2 separate regions of the Homo sapiens genome follow, and region 1 is linked to region 2. Evidence: read pairs that join two places in POLR2A ChIA-PET (ENCODE). Cell type or tissue: CD4-positive, alpha-beta T cell. All regions are shown on one strand. Each heading gives the region's core, and the rest is flanking DNA. Links, peaks and the distances in the headings are about the cores only.

Region 1 (8,199 bases), core at 2,402-4,901, 120 kb before region 2:
AAATTAGCCAGGTGTGGTGGCAGGCGCCTGTAATCCCAGCTACTTGGGAGGCTGAGGCAGGAGAATTGCTTGAACCTGGGTGGCAGAAGTTGCAGTGAGTCAAGATCACGCCACTGCACTCTAGCCTGGGTGATCAAGTGAGACTCTGTCTCAAAAAAAAAAAGAAAAAGAAAAAGAAAAAGAAAAAAAGGGGGGGCCTTCATGACCCACCAGCAGATGACAACTAGATTTCTCAGAGTCCAAAACTCAGCGATTGAGTCCTTTGGAAATGACACCAGAGAAAGACTGTCCTTGAACTCTATTGGAAGGGACCATAACAAGTTCTTCTCTGCCACAAAACTTCAGTGCTCTGAGACTTGGATCCACAACTCTCAACTCAAAGGAGCCCCTCAAGACTCCTGAAGCCGTACACCCGTGGGATTCGAGACTCCTGAAGCCGTACGCCCGTGGGATTCGAGACTCCTGAAGCCGTACGCCCGTGGGATTCGAGACTCCTGAAGCCGTACGCCCGTGGGATTCGAGACTCCTGAAGCCGTACGCCCGTGGGATTCGAGACTCCTGAAGCCGTACGCCCGTGGGATTCGAGACTCCTGAAGCCGTACGCCCGTGGGATTCGAGACTCCTGAAGCCGTACGCCCGTGGGATTCGAGACTCCTGAAGCCGTACGCCCGTGGGATTCGAGACTCCTGAAGCCGTACGCCCGTGGGATTCGAGACTCCTGAAGCCGTACGCCCGTGGGATTCGAGACTCCTGAAGCCGTACGCCCGTGGGATTCGAGACTCCTGAAGCCGTATACCTGTGGGATTCGAGACTCCTGAAGCTGTATACCTGTGGGAGACTTTCAGGTAAAGCTGGTGAGGGAACTTTTCCCTCCAGAAGCAGAAGGCATTCTAGATGTGGACTCTTTCCCAAGATCATGGGTCAAGACTTCTTTGCATCATGAAAGCCTTATCCTCCCCTGACCCCCTCTTTCCTGCTGCCCTAATCCTTTCCTTTTCTCTCCAGGAAAATCCATGGGACCATAATTTGTGGATGGCTTTAGCTAAGGTTCATGCTCCAGCAAAAAAACAGAGCAATTGTTGGGTATATGAAGACAAGTTAGTTTCCATTGAGGAACAGTTCCAATGGGGTTCTTGGGGGCTCACTCTTGATAATTGTGGAGTATTGTTAGTATCGAATTGAAGCTAATTCATAACTTGGGGAAAAATCTTGGACTTTTTGGCCAATCAGACTTCCCAGGGGTTCAGATAAGTAGAAGTCGCCCTCTGAAATGTGGATGACAACATACATTTTCAATAAAAGCACTTAATGGGGCCGGGTGCGATGGCTCATGCCTGTAATCCTAGCACTTTGGGAAGCCGAGGTGGGTGGATCACTTGAGGTCAGGAGTTCAAGACTAGCCTGGCCAATACGGTGAAACCCCATCTCTACTAAAAATACAAAAATTAGCCAAGCGTGGTGGCGCGTGCCTGTAATCCCAGCTGCTCGGGAGGCTGAGGCAGAAGAATTGCTTGAACCCAGGAGGCGGAGGTTACAGTGAGCCAAGATTGCACCAATGCACTCCAGCCTGGGTGACAGAGCGAGATTCTGTCAAAACAACAACAACAAAAACAAAAAAAAAAAACAAGAAAACAAGCCCTTAAGGAACATCAACAGCTTTAGCTCTTCTTTTTGCTCAGGGCTTGTGCATGGTCCTAAACAAAACTGAATCTTGTACCTATCTTTCCCCTGATTTTGCTACTACAGAAAGCTTAATTTAAAAGGTGGTTGATGGTAGGTGGGCATGATGGCACACACCTGTAGTCTCAACTATTCAGTAGGCTGAGGCAGAAGGATAGCTTTGAGCTCAGGAGTTCAAGTCTAGCATAGGCAACCTAGCAGGACCGCATCTCTAAAAATAAAGTTGCTGGATTTTTTGTTTTGTTTTGTTTTTTGAGACAGTCTTGCTCTGTTGCCCAGGCTAGAGTGCAGTGGCTCTATCTCAACTCACTGTGACCTCCGCCTCCCAGGTTCAAGCAATTCTCCTGCCTCAGCCTCCCGGGGATTACAGGCAAGTGCCACCATGCCCGGCTAATTTTTGTATTTTTAGTAGAGACGGGGTTCACCATGTTGGCCAGGCTGATCTCGAACTCCCGACCTCAGGTGATCCCCCTGCCTCGGCCTTCCAAAGTGCTGGGATTACAGGCGTGAGCCACCTTGCCCAGCTGATATTGCTGTTTCTTTAGGTATTGCCACCAAATACATTAAGGAAATGTCTCAAGAAAAAGGAAACACGATGTATTTATAGGAGCAAACAACAGTTGGCTTGCAGACATCCTAAATGGTGGATGGCAAGCTTGGCTTTTCCAAGGTTTTCCAATCTTTATGTTCTTCTAGTGGGTCTTCAGGTTACTATGACTTGTGTTAACAGGCTAACAACAAAACTGGATACCTCTTTAAATCAGACCACTCTACAGTGAACTATGGTCCTCAATTGCCATTGTGCCTCAACAAAGACTATGACCAAATGAACTCAGATGCCTATATTGTATGAACTTTGACTTGTTTGATTTGGTTGTTTGGTTCATGGGGACTCCTATTGAAGAGTACTCTTTAGTCTTTTGGTATTTTCCTCCTGACAGTCATCATAATAATCCCCCTAGTACACTATATCCTCTTGTTTTTTTGTTTTTTGTTTTTTGTGTTTTTTTTGAGACAGAGTTTTTCTCTTGTTACCCAGGCTGGAGTGCAATGGCGCGATCTCAGCTCACTGCAACCTCCGCCTCCTGGGTTCAAGGGATTCTCCTGCCTTAGCCTCCCGAGGAGCTGGGATTACAGGCATGCGCCACCATGCCTGGCTAATTTTTGTATTTTTAGTAGAGACAGGGTTTCACCACGTTGGTCAGGCTGGTCTCAAACTCCTGACCTCAGGTGATCCACCCGCCTCAGCCTCTCAAAGTGCTGGAATTACAGGTGTGAGCCACCATGCCCATCTTAAATGTCATCTTAAATGTCTGTATGAAGCCATCCATTGAGTGTTCAGTGGTCTCACTTCAATTAGATCATCAAGAACATCAAGAATTATTCAACTGCTGTGACTTTGTGACTTGTGAATTTCATACTAAAACCAAATAGGTCCATTTGCAATGGTGACAGAGAGTGGCATCAATGCTCAAGGTTTAGGTCAATCTCTCAAAAATTGAGAGGCTGACCAAAATGGAGGAATTGTTAAACTAAATTTGGCTTGAGGATGCCTCTGTACTTGAGTCCTTATGGAACAAATTGTAACCTTAGTACATCAGCGAACTACAAGCCTAACTTAGGAGTATACTTTTGTAACAGTAGCTGAGTCTCAGCCGGTCACACTAGCCAAGCCTCAGTCAATCACAGTTGGGCAACTGATTAGACCATGTTCAAATAAAGCAAATGCTGAGCTGTAATCACCTGAAGTATTCATAAGTGCTGCCTGCCCACATTGCAGGCTACAAATCTTTCAACCTGTTCTGGTTTTGAGGATTGCCTGATTCATGAATTATTCTTTGCTTAAATAAATTCTGCTTTAATGTAATTTGTCTAAAAATTTTAACAGGGCTATGAATTTTCTTTTGATATATGAGTTTTTCTGGGGATATGTGCTTTACATATATCCCATAGATTTGGATTTGTAGCAATTCTTTAATTTCTGTAATTCCCTAGATCCAAGAGTTGTGAAGCACAGGTTTTAAAGTTTTCAGGTAGAACATTATGCCAGTTATCAAATTGTTGAATCTCAGATGCAAACTCAATCTTCATTGCCTGCTCTGTGAAAATGAATATGGGCCCTTTAAATATTGTTTCTTTGCCAGCTGGCACAATGTTTAGCTTTGACAGTAGAGGGCACTGGAGAGACACTGCAGGAGGCTCACTCACTCAGTAGGTTTCCACAGCCTGGGTGGCTTCTCCAGTGCCAGGTTCCTGCGCTGTGTGCAGCCTTTCTAAGTGGCCAGCTTTTGCGGCACAAACAAGCTTCTCTAGCATAGCTCCTTCAGTATATATGTTGCTCCAGCACCAGGCTCCTGAGGTGGTGGGCAGCTTCTCCAAGGCCCAGATCCTGCAATATGCAGAAGCCTACACCACCTAGCAATGAGCAATTTCTCCAGGTACTTCGTAGTACCCGGTAGTTTCACAGCAGAATGGCTCTAAGTGGGGTACCTCCTATAAACAGCCTTTCAGCATTACAGGGCATATTATCAGCAAGTCCTAGAGAAGGGATTTCCAGCAACTTCCACTGGTGTGGCACAAGAGGAACTTCTCTGCCATTCACCAAGCCAAGGCCATATCCCCTCCAGCAATGGGGCACTGGCTCTCAGCCCTAGAAGGGCCTCTTCCTTAAGTGCACTGTCTCAGCCCTAGGGTTGCTGCTGCTGCTTATCTGCATTCCTCCGTTCTTTAGAGTTTCCTTTTCTCTTCCATAAAATCAAAATAATACCTGATACAAAAAGTGGACAAAGACCTTTAAGGAAAAAAAGAACTATAGACACTGGGTGCAATGGCTCACGCCTGTAATCCCAGCACTTTCGGAGGCCGAGGTGGTGGATCACCTGAGGTCAGGAGTTCGAGACCAGCCTGACCAACATGAAGAAACCCTGTCTCTACTAAAAATACAAACTTAGGGCCAGGTGCGGTGGCTCACACCTGTAATCCCAGCACTTTGGGAGGCCAAGGTGGGTGGATCATGAGGTCAGGAGATCGAGACCATCCTGGCTAACATGGTGAAACCCTGTCTCTACTAAAAATGCAAAAATTAGCCAGGCTTGGTGGCACATGCCTGTAATCCCAGCTACTCGGGAGGCTGAGGCAGGAGAATTGCCCGAACCCGGGAGGCAGAGGTTGCAGTGAGCCGAGCAGTGAGCCGAGATCATGCCACTGCACTCCAGCCTGGGTGACAGAGCGAGACTCTGTCTCAAAAAAAAAAAAAAAAAGTCAGGCATGGTAGCTCATGCCTATAATCCCAGCTACTTGGGAGGCTGAGGCAGGAGAAGTGCTTGAACCTGGGAGGCGGTTCAAGCAACAAGAGCGAAACTACGTCTCAAAAAAAAATTATAGGCAAATATTCATAACCAGAGATGCAATAATTTAGAACAAAATGTTATAAGGGCTAAATGGTAAGAGCTTATGAACACAAAGAAGGAAACAAAAGAAGGAAACAGGCCAGGCACGGTGGCTCAGCCTGTAATCCCAACACTTTGGGAGGCTGAGGCGGGCGGATCACCTGAGGTCAGGAGTTTGAGACCAGCCTGGCCAACATGGTGAAACCCCATCTCTACTAAAAATACAAAAATTAGCCGGGCGTGATGGTGAGCACTTATAATCCCAGCTACTCAGGAGGCTGAGGCAGGAGAATCACTTGCACCTGGGAGGCGGAGTTTGCAGTGAGCTGAGATCATGCCACTGCACTCCAGGGGTGACAGAGCAAGACGTTGTCTCAAAAAAAAGAAAGAAAGAAAAAAAAGGAGGAAACAACAGACACAGGTCTACTGGAGGAGGGAGAGTGGGAGGAGGGGGAGGAGCAGAAAAGCTAACTAGTGGGTACTGGGCTTAATACCTGGGTGATGTAATAATATGTACAACAAACCCCTATGACACGTGTTTACCTATGTAACAAACCTTCACATGTACCCCCAAACCTAAAATAACAATTTTTTTAAATTGCTAAATATGCCACAAAAATCATTTTAATATAGAAATAAAAGAGCTGTTTATGATTCTGAAAAAAAAAAGTTAGCAAATAGAATGCAACAGTACATAAAGAGGACAATACAACCTTGAATTTCCCAGCTTCAAAACTTACTGTAAAACTACAGTAATTAAGACAGTGTAGTACTCGCATAATCATGACATAAAAGATCAATGAAATAAAACTGACAGTCAGAAATAAACTCTAACATTTATGGTCAATTGATTTTTGACAAGGGCATCAAGACAATTCAATGGGGAAAGAATGGCCGGAGGTGGTGGCTCACGCCTGTAATCCCAGCACTTTGGGAGGCCAAAGTGGGTGGATCACTCGAGGTCAGGAGTTCGAGACCAGCCTGGCCAACATAGTGAAACCCTGTCTCTACTAAAAATACAAAATTAGCTGGGCATGGTGGTGCATTCCTGTAATCCCAGCTACTTGGGGGGCTGTGGCAGGAGAATTACTCAAACCTGGGAGGCGAAAGTTGCAGTGAGCCGAGATCGTGCCATTGCACTCCAGCCCAGGCAACAAGAGCACAACTCTATCTCAAAAAAAAAAAAAAGGTGGGCGGGGGTGGATAGAATAATCTTTTCAACAAATGATGCTGGGACACTGGAAATCCACATGCAAAAGAATGAAGTTGGATCCCTACTTTACATCATTTATAAATATTAAGTCAGGCTGGGTGCAGTAGCTCACACCTCTAATCCCAGAACTGTAGGAGGCCAAGGTGGGAGGATTGCTTGAGGCCAGAAGTTAAAGACCAGCTTAAGCAACATAGCAAAATCCCATCTTTAGTTCAAATACATTTATAAAAAATAAAAATAAGTTATTTCATGTTATATGTATTTTACCACAATAAAAATATTAATTCAAAACAGATCAAAGACCTAAATGTAAGTGCTAAAAGTATAAAACTCTTAGAGTGTAAATCTCCATGGCCTTAGACAATGGTTTCTTTTTGTTTTTCTTTCTTTTTCTTTTTCGGACATGGTATATTGCTTTGTCACCCAGGCTGGAGTGCAATGGCATGATCATGGCTCACTGAAGCTTCGACCTTCCATTCTCAAGTGATCCTCCCATCTCAGCCTCCCAAGTAGCTGGGACCACAGGCACACAGCACCATGCCTAGCTAATTCTTTAAATTTTTTTTGTAGATACAGGGTCTCATTATGTTGTCCAGGCTGGTCTTGAACTCTGGGGTTCAAGGCATTTTGCCTCCCAAAGTGCTGGAGTTATAGGCACGGGCCACTGCACCCAGCCAACAATGGTTTCTTAGATATGAGCCCCAAAGCACAAGCAATCAAAGAAAAAAATAGGTTAAATGGACTTCATTAAAATCAGCTGGTGCAGTGGTCCATGACTGTGGTCCCAATTCTTCAGGAGGCTGAGGTGGAAGTATGGATTGGGCCCAGGAGTCAGAGTCTAGCCTGGGTAACATAGTGAGACCCCCATCTCCAAAAAAAAAAAAAACAAACAAAAAAAGGAAACTACCTTTTGTGCTTCAAAAGACACTATCAAGAGGGTTAAGCAAGGAGCATTGGTTCACGCTTGTAATTCCAACACTTTGGGAGGCTGAGGCGGGAGGATCACTTGAGGCCAGAGTTTAAGACCAGCCTGGGCAGCATAGTGAGACCCTGTCTCTACAAAATATAAAGAAAATTAGCCAGGCATGGTGGCATGCAGCTGTAGTCCCAGCTACTAGAAAGGCTGAGGTGAGAAGATCATTTGAGCCTGGAAGGTTAAGGCTGCCGTGAGCCAAGATTGTGCCATTGCACTCCAGCCTGGGCAACAGAGCAAGATCCCGTCTCCAAAATTAAAACAAAAAAAAAGAAAAGAAAGTTAAGCCAGGTGTGGTGGCTCACACCTGTAACCCCGGCACTTTGGGAGGCTGAGGCAGGAGGATCACTTGATCTCAGTCGTTCGAGATCAGCCTAGGCAACATAACAAGACCCTATCTCTACAAAAAGAATTTTTTTTTTTGAGATGGAGTTTCGCTCTTGTTGCCCAGGCTGGAGTACAATGGCGAGATGTTGGCTCACCACAACCTCTGCCTTCCGGATTCAAGCGATTCTCCTGCCTCAGCCTCCCAAGTAGCTGGGATTACAGGCATGTGCCACCACGTCCAGCTAATTTTGTATTTTTAGTAGAGACAGAGTTTCACCATGTTGGCCAGGCTGGTCTTGAACTCCTGACCTCAGGTGATCCCACCCACCTCGGCCTCCCAAATTGCTGGGATTACAGGTGTGAGCCACCGTGCCCAGCCCAAAAAGAAATTTTTTAAGTTAGCTGGGCATGGTGGTGTGCACCTGTAGACCCAGCTACTTGGTAGACTGAAGTGGGAGGATTGCTTGAGCCAGGAGTTCAAGGCTGCAGTGAGCTATGATTGCACCACTGCACTCTAGGTTGGGCAACAGAGTGATACTTCATCTAAAAAAAAAAAAGAGAAAAAATTAGCCAGGCGTGGTGGCAGGTGCCTGGTATCCCAGCTACTTGGGAGGCTG
Region 2 (8,199 bases), core at 3,300-5,799:
TAATTTTTGTATTTTTTAGTAGAGACGAGATTTTGCCATGTTGGCCAGGCTGGTCTTGAACTCCTGACTTCTGGTGATCTGCCCGCCTCGGCCTCCCAAACTGCTGGGATTACAGGCGTGAGCCACCACGCCCGGCCTAGGCCGGACTTTCAAAGGGAATTACTAGGTCAAAGCATATGCCTATTTGAGGGTGATTTTAAAAATAAAATGAGATAAATTAATACAGGTCCCCTTTGTCTCTTGCTATTGCTGAGAGCCAATTCCCAAGTCCTCTTAGACCCCTCAAGTGCACAGGGGGCCTTGGCAGCTGCTGCTCAGAGCTTAGGTGCCTCTGCTGTGTGCTGGCTTTAGGAGTGATGTGACATTCTGCCCTCCCTGCCTGGTTGAGAGGAAGCTCAGGTTAAGTGAGGTAGGAGCCCTCCCAGGCCGTCTTGCCCGTCCCTGAGCCAGAGTCTTCTCCTTTCACCTCCTCTCCTGCCTACTAGTTTGAAAGCTTGGGTTTCCACTTCCTCTGGGGATGGGGAAGGTCTCAGTCCTCCCCTCCTCCTCCGGAAAGAGATCTGGCCCCAGGCAGTAACCTTGTTTCCGCTCAGCCAAGTATTTTTAAACCCAAGTCCATGCTATTGTGAGTGGGTTTCTAACTCGTGACTCAGCCCTCATCCAAGGGGGTCTGAACTTCCCGTGGATGACGCCCTTCGGCTTCTGCGTGGGGCCCTGCCCACAGCCCTGCGGGTCTGATTTCACACTGGCCGTTCTGGGAATTTTTTTTGGCTGATGCGAAAGCAAGCTGCGGTGGAAGGGATCGAAACAAACAGATGGACCCGCCCTCCACCTAGGACTCTCCTGTGGCCTGGCCTGCCAAGGTTACCTAGATTAGGGGGACTCTCCAGAGGTTGTCACCCCATAGCCCCCAGAACAGCCCTGGGTGGTCACTCTCAGGCCCCCTGCTGCTGAGGGTAGTGGAACAGGGTGGTGGTGAAGGGAAGAGATTTGGGGCTCAGTAGGATCTGGGTCCTAGTCCTGGCCCTATTTGAACCCCAAATAGGTGACCACCTCCTCCTCTGAACCTGAATCTTGTGTCTGCAAAGTGGAGTTGGCCACAGGGCTGAGAGGAGTTGAGGAGGTGATGTGTTTAGCATCTGATTCTCACCCAGGAAGGGCTCAGGAAATGACGATGAGGTGTTATGATTGCTGCTCTTGGTGTCAGATGGAGAAGCTCCTGACCTGTCACTATGACTTTAGGGACAAGGCAGGAATACCTCGGTGTTGATAGCATAGCCCTCATACCAGCGCTTCCTCACCTGGCACTACTGGCATTTTGGGTGGGGTCGTTCTTTGTTATGGAGCTGTTACGTACATTATAGGGTGTTCCACAGGATCCCTGGCTTCAGCCCACTGGATGCCAGAACACCTCCTTGCAGTTGTGGCAACCAAAAGTGTCCCCAGACGTTGCCACATGCTCCATGGGGGAGGGAGGCATAATGGCTCCAGCTGAGAACCACTGTCTTGTGCAGACGAGCGTTCCTTTATTCAGCCCGGCAGACGGTATTTGTTGACCTCCTCTGTCAGGTCTCTGGGTGTGCAATGAGAGAGTTGGGTCTTTCAGTCAGAGAAGCCAGGGTTTGCATCCCGGCTGTGCCATTTAGCCACTGTGTCCTTTCAGGCAAGTGGCTTGTCTCAGCCTCCCTCAGCTTCCCCATGAGTACAGTGGGGCTGACTACACCTGCGGGAGCTATTGTGAGAATTGCCTGAGTAGCTCATACAGCGGGTATCCAGTTAGCCACCGTAGGTGCTCAGGATAAGAAGGCGGCCTCCCCTGCTGCTTCCAGTGTGTCATGGGGGAGGAGACCGAAAGGTGCTGCCTGAGATGAGAGTTGTACAGGGACAAGCAGGCAGCCAGCCGAGAGCGGGGAAGCTTCCACCTGGTACGGCAGGCGGGATGGTGATAAGGTGGAGGGAAGGAAGTCCAGGCCAGGAGAGAGGCCGGCCCATGAGTGGCCCGAGGTTGCTGACTGCTGGCCGTTGAGCCTGATGTAGCGGCCTGATGTGGCCTGAGGATGGGGCCACACGGTGTGGCCCCCACGCGGGTTGAACCAAATTTGACTTGATTGCCAGTATTTTTAAATGAAGAGATTTCACAGAAAATCCCAGATTTCGGTCTTCTCTGTAAGTATCAGATAATTTGATCCTGGGCTGGGCGCGGTGGCTCACACCTGTAATCCCAGCACTTTGGGAGGCCGAGGTGGGTGGATCACCTGAGGTCAGGAGTTCGAGACCAGCCTGGCCAACATGGTGAAACTTCATCTGTACTAAAAATACAAAATTAGCTGGGTGTGGTGGCTCATGCCTGTAGTCCCAGCTACTTGGGAGGCTGAGGCAGGAAAATCACCTGAAACCTGGGAGGCAGAGGTTGCAGTGAGCTGAGAAAGCGCCATTGCACTCCAGCCTGGGCAACAGAGCAAGACTCTGTCTCAACAAAACAAAACAAAACAAAAACAGGTAAGTTGGTCCCTTCTGTCTCTGGGCTAATGATGCTGTCCAAGGGAGTGTTACGCAGGCTATACAGGCAATGGCAGGTTTCCTAGTCACCTCATTCAAACCAGAGGAAAAATAGGGAAATGAATTTTAATGGTATATTTATCACTTCAGCATGTAATAAATGCAGAATTAAAGCAATGTGTTGTATTCTTTTTCATGCGAAGTCTTTGAAATTGGTGGGTGTTGCACTTATGGCACATCTCCATCTGCACCAGCCACATGTCAGGTGCTCGATAGTGACATGTGGCTAGTGACTGCCATGTTGGGCACGACAGATCTGGCCTCTACTGTTGCCTCCTCAAACCCAGTGGTCACTGGATTTGGGAAGTGGGCATGGGCCAGGGCCAGGCCAGATCTGCAATAGCATTTGGGGGCGTGGCTCATTCGGGCTGCCGTGACAAAATACCATAGGCTGGATGGCTTGCAAACAATAAACATTTTATTTCACATAGTTTGGAGGCTGGGAAGTCCAAGATCAAGGCTCCCACAGAGTTGGTGTCTAACGAGGGCCTGCTCTGCTTCATAGATGGTGCCTTCTCGCTGTGACCTCACATAGTGGGAGGGACAGAAGGACAGCTAGCCTTCTAGGGTCTTTTCTTTTTTTTTTTAAAGACTGCACTCCTTCATCCAGGCTGGAGTGCAGTGGCATGATCGCGGCTCACTGGCGGCATGATCGCCTCCTGGGTTCAAGTGATTCTTGTGCCTCAGCCTCCAGAGTAGCTGGGATCACAGGCGTGCACCACCACATCTGGCTAATTTTTGTATTTTTAGTAGAGATGGCGTTTTACCATGTTGGCCAGTCTGGTCTCAAACTCCTGGCTTCAAGTGATCCACTCGCCTCGGCCTCCCAGAGTGCTGGGATTACAGGCGTGAGCCACCGCACCGGCCTCTGGGGTCTGTTTTACAAGAACACTAATCTCATTAAGACCTAATCATTTCCCAAAAGGCCCCTCCTTCTAATGCTATCACCTTGGAGGTTGGGATTTCAACATAAGAATTTTGTAGGGACACAGACACTCGGACCATAGCAGGGACCAAGTCAAGAGAGCTTTGAATGCTAAGCCAATGAATTTAGACTTGGCAGTTTTGATCTCAAAAAATGTCCTGCCTGCCTTAAGTCCCCCAGGGCCTGATCAGGTCAGCCCATGTAACATTAGAGAAGGACTGTCTTTTGATGGGGGAGGAGGCCATGACCAGAGAGGCGACACAATTGCAGGGTGCCAGAGCCAGGATTCCTGGCTGCCCAAAACTAAGGTGGTCCATGCTGAATGGAGGCTGGGCCAGAGTGACCGACCCTGGTGACCGAACCAGGTGGGTGTGGGAGGGAAGGCCAGAGCTGTAGTTGGAACCCGAATCAGAGCTGAGGGAGTGAGGTGACAGGTGAGAGGTGACCAGCCTGAGAAGATGTTTGTGAGACAGGAGGCATGAAAGAGTCTAGGGCATCTTAGGAGATGGAAAGAGAGCAGAGAGGATGAGACAGGAAGGCAAGCTTGTGTCTGCTGCGGATCAGAGGTTGTCTGGGAACCTGGAGGAATTCCTGCAGTTCAAGCCTGGCTCTACCTCTTGCAGGCTGTGTGATGCTGAGGAATTTACTTATCTCTGCCTCAGTTTCTTAAGCTGTGAAATGGTGATGGTAATGGTACAATCACATAGGGCTGTTGGAAGATGAAATGAGACAACCCATGGAAACCACTTAGTCTAGGACACTGGAAGAAGTCATGTAAGTGTTAGCTCTAGATTGTTTATTGAGCACCTACTTGTGCCAGGCCCTGTGGGTTCCAAAGTGAACAAGATAGATGAGTAGGGAGTTGACTTTTGCTCAGTTCCTACATGTCCATCATTTATTCTTCTCGTATCCCCATGAAAGGTAGGGGGATATCCTCACTCCACACCTGATGAAGCAGAGACCCAGAGAGGTACAGTGACTTACTCAGGGTCACATAGCTTTTTTTTGGCAGGGCTGGGACTTGCATCCAGATCTTTCTGGCCAGGAGCGTGTCTCTTTTCTCTTGCATAGCACAGAGAGAAAGACAAACGGGCTTGTTGGGCAGTCCACGGTCGCTTCAGTGCGGTGTCTACTCTTGGCCTTGTGGTCTCTGTGCCCAGGAATGTCACCCTTCTTTGCAAGCGTGCCTCAGCTGGATGGCGATGGATGGTGGCCTCTCATGCAGAGGAAGTGGTGAGGGGTGCAGGCAGGACTAGCACAGGAAGTGGCAGGGGAAAAGGGCGGGTGTCAGGGCGGGGAAGCTGAGTGCTCCTGGGGCCCCTCCTGGCACCCTGGTGGGTGGGGCTGCTGGGACCGCAGCAGCCTGCAGTGCAGGGTGTCTCTGGGTCTTGTCAGCAGAGCAGGGAGGGTGAGTGCTGAAAGGCTTCCTTCTCCCTTCTCCCTCTCTCCACCATACTCACCTTCCACTTCACTCTTTCTCTTCCCCTTTCTCTCTGCTTCCCCTGTGATGCATTTTTTCCCTTCTCCCCCCATAGCTTACCGATTTTTTCATACTAACAGACTATAGCAGGGCTGGCACTTCGGGTGGCTAGGAGTTCACGACCAGCCTAGGAAACATAGGAAGACTCCATCTCTTCCAAAAAATTTAAAAAATTAGCCAGGCGTGGTGGCACCAAATCTAGTCCTAGCTGCTCTGGAGGCTGAGGCAGGAGGATCACTTGAGGCCAGGAATTCAAGGCTGCAGTGAGCTGTGATCACACCACTGCACTCCAGTCTGGGTGACAGGGCAAGACCCTGACTGAAAAGCAGGTTGTCTGAAAACAACAATAACAAGAAAAAACAGGCTATACCAGAGCCAGAATTAGACACTAAGACTTGGGGAGAAGGATGGGGACGAGGAGGGACTTTACCAATGCACTGGTGACTGAAGAGTTAACTCCAGCCAGCCTGGGTCAGGTGGTGCAGGGTGGTGGAGGCCAGTGGTGCCTCTGGGAGGAGCTGAGGGAAGCGCAGCTCCTTTCTGCTTCCGGACCATTGCCATTGCGCTGGCGGGTCCCCTGCCTGCCAGTCTACCTGTGACTCTGTACAGCTGGCTCCTCCTCATTCTCCGGGTCTCAACTCAGATTCCCTCCTCAGAGAGGCCTGTCCCGACCACCGCTCCCTGACCATGGTGGCAGCTGCCTGTAGATTTCCTTCAGGGCTGTTGTTACAAACTGGGATTCTCTTGTGTTTCTCCTTCTTTATTTTCTGTCCCCTCCAGCAGATGTGAAGTCCCTGAGGACAAGGAGTGATCTTTGTGTCCCCTGCATTTGGAACAGGGCCCGCGGAGGGTAGATGTTCAGTTCATAACTGCTGAGCTGCAGGCGTGCAGTGGCTCGCTCATACCTGTAATCCCAGCACTTTGGGAGGCCGAGGCGGGTGGATCATCTGAGGTCAAGAGTTCGAGACCAGCCTGGCCAATATGGTGAAACGCCATCTCTATTAAAAATACAAAAATTGGCTGGGCGTGATGGTGCGCGCCTGTAATCCCAGCTACTCAGGAGGCTGAGGCAGAAGAATAGCTTGAACCCGAAAGGCGGAGGTTGCAGTGAGCTGAGATTGCGCCACTGCACTCCAGCCTGGTCAACAAGAGTGAAACGCCGTCTCAAAAAAAAATTAAACAACAACAACAACAAAAAATACCTGCTGAGCAATTGAAAGGATGAGTGAGTGAATGCCGGGCCTCGCTTGTTGCCTCTCCCTGGACAGGCCCCGCATTGTGGTTATGACGTGGCTACACTCGGGAGGCCGCATTGTGGTTATGATGTGGCGCTGGAATCAGTTCTGAGCTTCCTCCTAGCTTCCCTGCCTGTTGGCTGTGTGACTTTGGGCAAGTCACCTCACCCCTCTGATCCTCAGCATCTTGAGCTGTGACGTCTAAATCAAAACAGCCCTTTGCCCCGACTTTGCGAACATTGATGCTTGTGGCCAGCCCTCACTGTCCTGCCTCACACACAAGATGTAAATGTGGCTGTTACTGTGATTGTTGCCATTTCTGTGGGGTGACTTAAGCTGATCTTCCCCTTCCTGGGGCTTGACAGAGGCAGATTGCCTTGAGGCCCTGAACTCCTCCCTTGCCTGTTACACTGCAGGGTGCTTCTGGGTGGAGGGATGTAAAGCGTTCTGGGATCAGCCTCAGTTTGTTGCTCTCTCTGTTATGAAGATAAAATAAGCCTGCATCCCAGCCTGGAGACGGCACAGGGCTACTGGGGGGTCTGGTGGGATGAGTGTAAGGTCTCAGCTCCGTGCCTGCCCCAGGGTGAGTTGTAGTTGAGGGCACCAGAAGTGGAGCATTTGTGCCCTGGAGAAAGAAGCTAATGCTGATGCCTGGCTTCCCTTCACTCTCCTTCCTGGAAAGCTCCACACAGTCTTGTCTGGGAGCCCAGGCCCAACGCTTGGCCCTATGAGGCAGTTGCCACTGTCAGAGCCAGCATTGTCACCCTGAGGCAATGACCCTTGTCAGAGCTGGCGAACCTCCCTGGTCAGCCCTGAGATTCTTTCTACCCTTGCTTTGCATCTTAGAGGGCCCTGATACGGGGTTGGGGAAGCCTGAGCTCCCTCTCAAGACCCCTTCTTTTTGGGGGCCCTCACTGCCCTCCCCACAACCGCCACTTTGAGGTGATAGGAAACCCATCTTTGAGCTGGGGAGAGGTGACTGGGGCGCCTCTGTTAATGAGGAAACTGGAGCTCCAGACACTGGTGCTGGCCTCTGGTCTGGCTGCAGGACCATCTACAGTGGCTAGGAGAGGACCCCTGAAGACCCCAGCCCACCCCACGCGGGTCTCCTCGCCTCAGAGGCTTTTTTTTTTCTTTTTTTTGACAGAGTCTTGCTCTGTCACCCAGGCTGGAGTGCAGTGACGCGATCTCGACTCACTGCAACCTCCGCTTCCTGGGTTCAAGCGATTCTCCTGCCTCAGGCTCCCGAGTAGCTGGAATTACAGGCACGTGCTACCACACCCAGCTAATTTTTGTATTTTTAGTAGAGACAGGGTTTCACCATATTGGCCAGGCTGGTCTTGAACTCCTGACCTCAAGTGATCCACCCGCCTCAGCCTCCCAAAGTGCTGGGATTACAGGCATGAGCCACTGCGCCCGGCCACTTCAGAGGCTTCTGACCTGGGGATGCTGTTCATCTTACAAGTCGCAGCTCAGCAGTTGGCATTGCTGTGTAACCCTGGGCAAGTGATGTCACCCCTCTGAACCTTGGTTTTCTTTTCTGCAAAATAGGGACAATAGTGCCTCTCACAGTGGGACATAGGCATCTTTACACCTGCACCATCATGAGGCCAGTGCCAAGGACACACAGCCAGATGTGGCAGAACTGACCCAAGCCCAGCGTCACATCTGGATGATACCTAGTGTTGGTGGAACACGGGTATAGCTTGGTCCTGCCATTTGGAGAGCATTTGACAACATGTAAATCAAGGCCTATGCTTTTGGATGCGGCACCACGCGACCAGGGTGGCATGGCCCCATGATAGGGAGCTGCTCAAATAGAGGAGGGTCCCGTCACTCAGTGGAACATTCTGCCACCCTTGGAGATGACGTTGGGGAAGAGTGTTTTGTGCTCCGAAGGGCTGTGCATGCCATACTGTTTGTTTTTTTGAGATGGAGTTTTACTCTTGTCACCCAGGCTGGAGTGCAGTGGTGCCATCTCAGCTCACTGCAACCTCCAC

What was found. ChIA-PET counts read pairs that join two places held together with the same protein. Peaks named below come from ENCODE experiments on the same cell type or tissue, not always from the same donor. Only the 100,000 strongest peaks of a DNase experiment are listed, where the experiment ranks them.
Region 1: POLR2A ChIA-PET joins it to region 2 with 7 read pairs; 21 of 35 experiments call an interaction of 5 or more read pairs at or near these places.

What each region holds. Positions count from the first base shown.
Region 1 is chr5:172,289,331-172,297,529 of GRCh38, reverse strand. It overlaps LOC100288254 (a long non-coding RNA gene), which reads right to left. Exons shown (of 2, transcript NR_130933.1): 2 at 1-796. Among named protein-coding and RNA genes, the nearest start is that of UBTD2, 9.7 kb to the right of the region's middle. In CD4-positive, alpha-beta T cell, for the core only: CTCF peaks have their summits at 3,654 and 3,853 (motif pointing right); a DNase peak (open chromatin) is centred at 3,869.
Region 2 is chr5:172,172,120-172,180,318 of GRCh38, reverse strand. The region is part of intron 1 of STK10 (serine/threonine kinase 10); the gene reads left to right. Among named protein-coding and RNA genes, the nearest start is that of STK10, 12 kb to the left of the region's middle. RefSeq lists enhancers at 221-924, 1,155-1,264 and a silencer at 4,822-5,048. In CD4-positive, alpha-beta T cell, for the core only: CTCF peaks have their summits at 5,206 and 5,408; DNase peaks (open chromatin) are centred at 4,778 and 5,488; H3K4me3 peaks cover 2,084 bases; H3K27ac peaks cover 2,322 bases.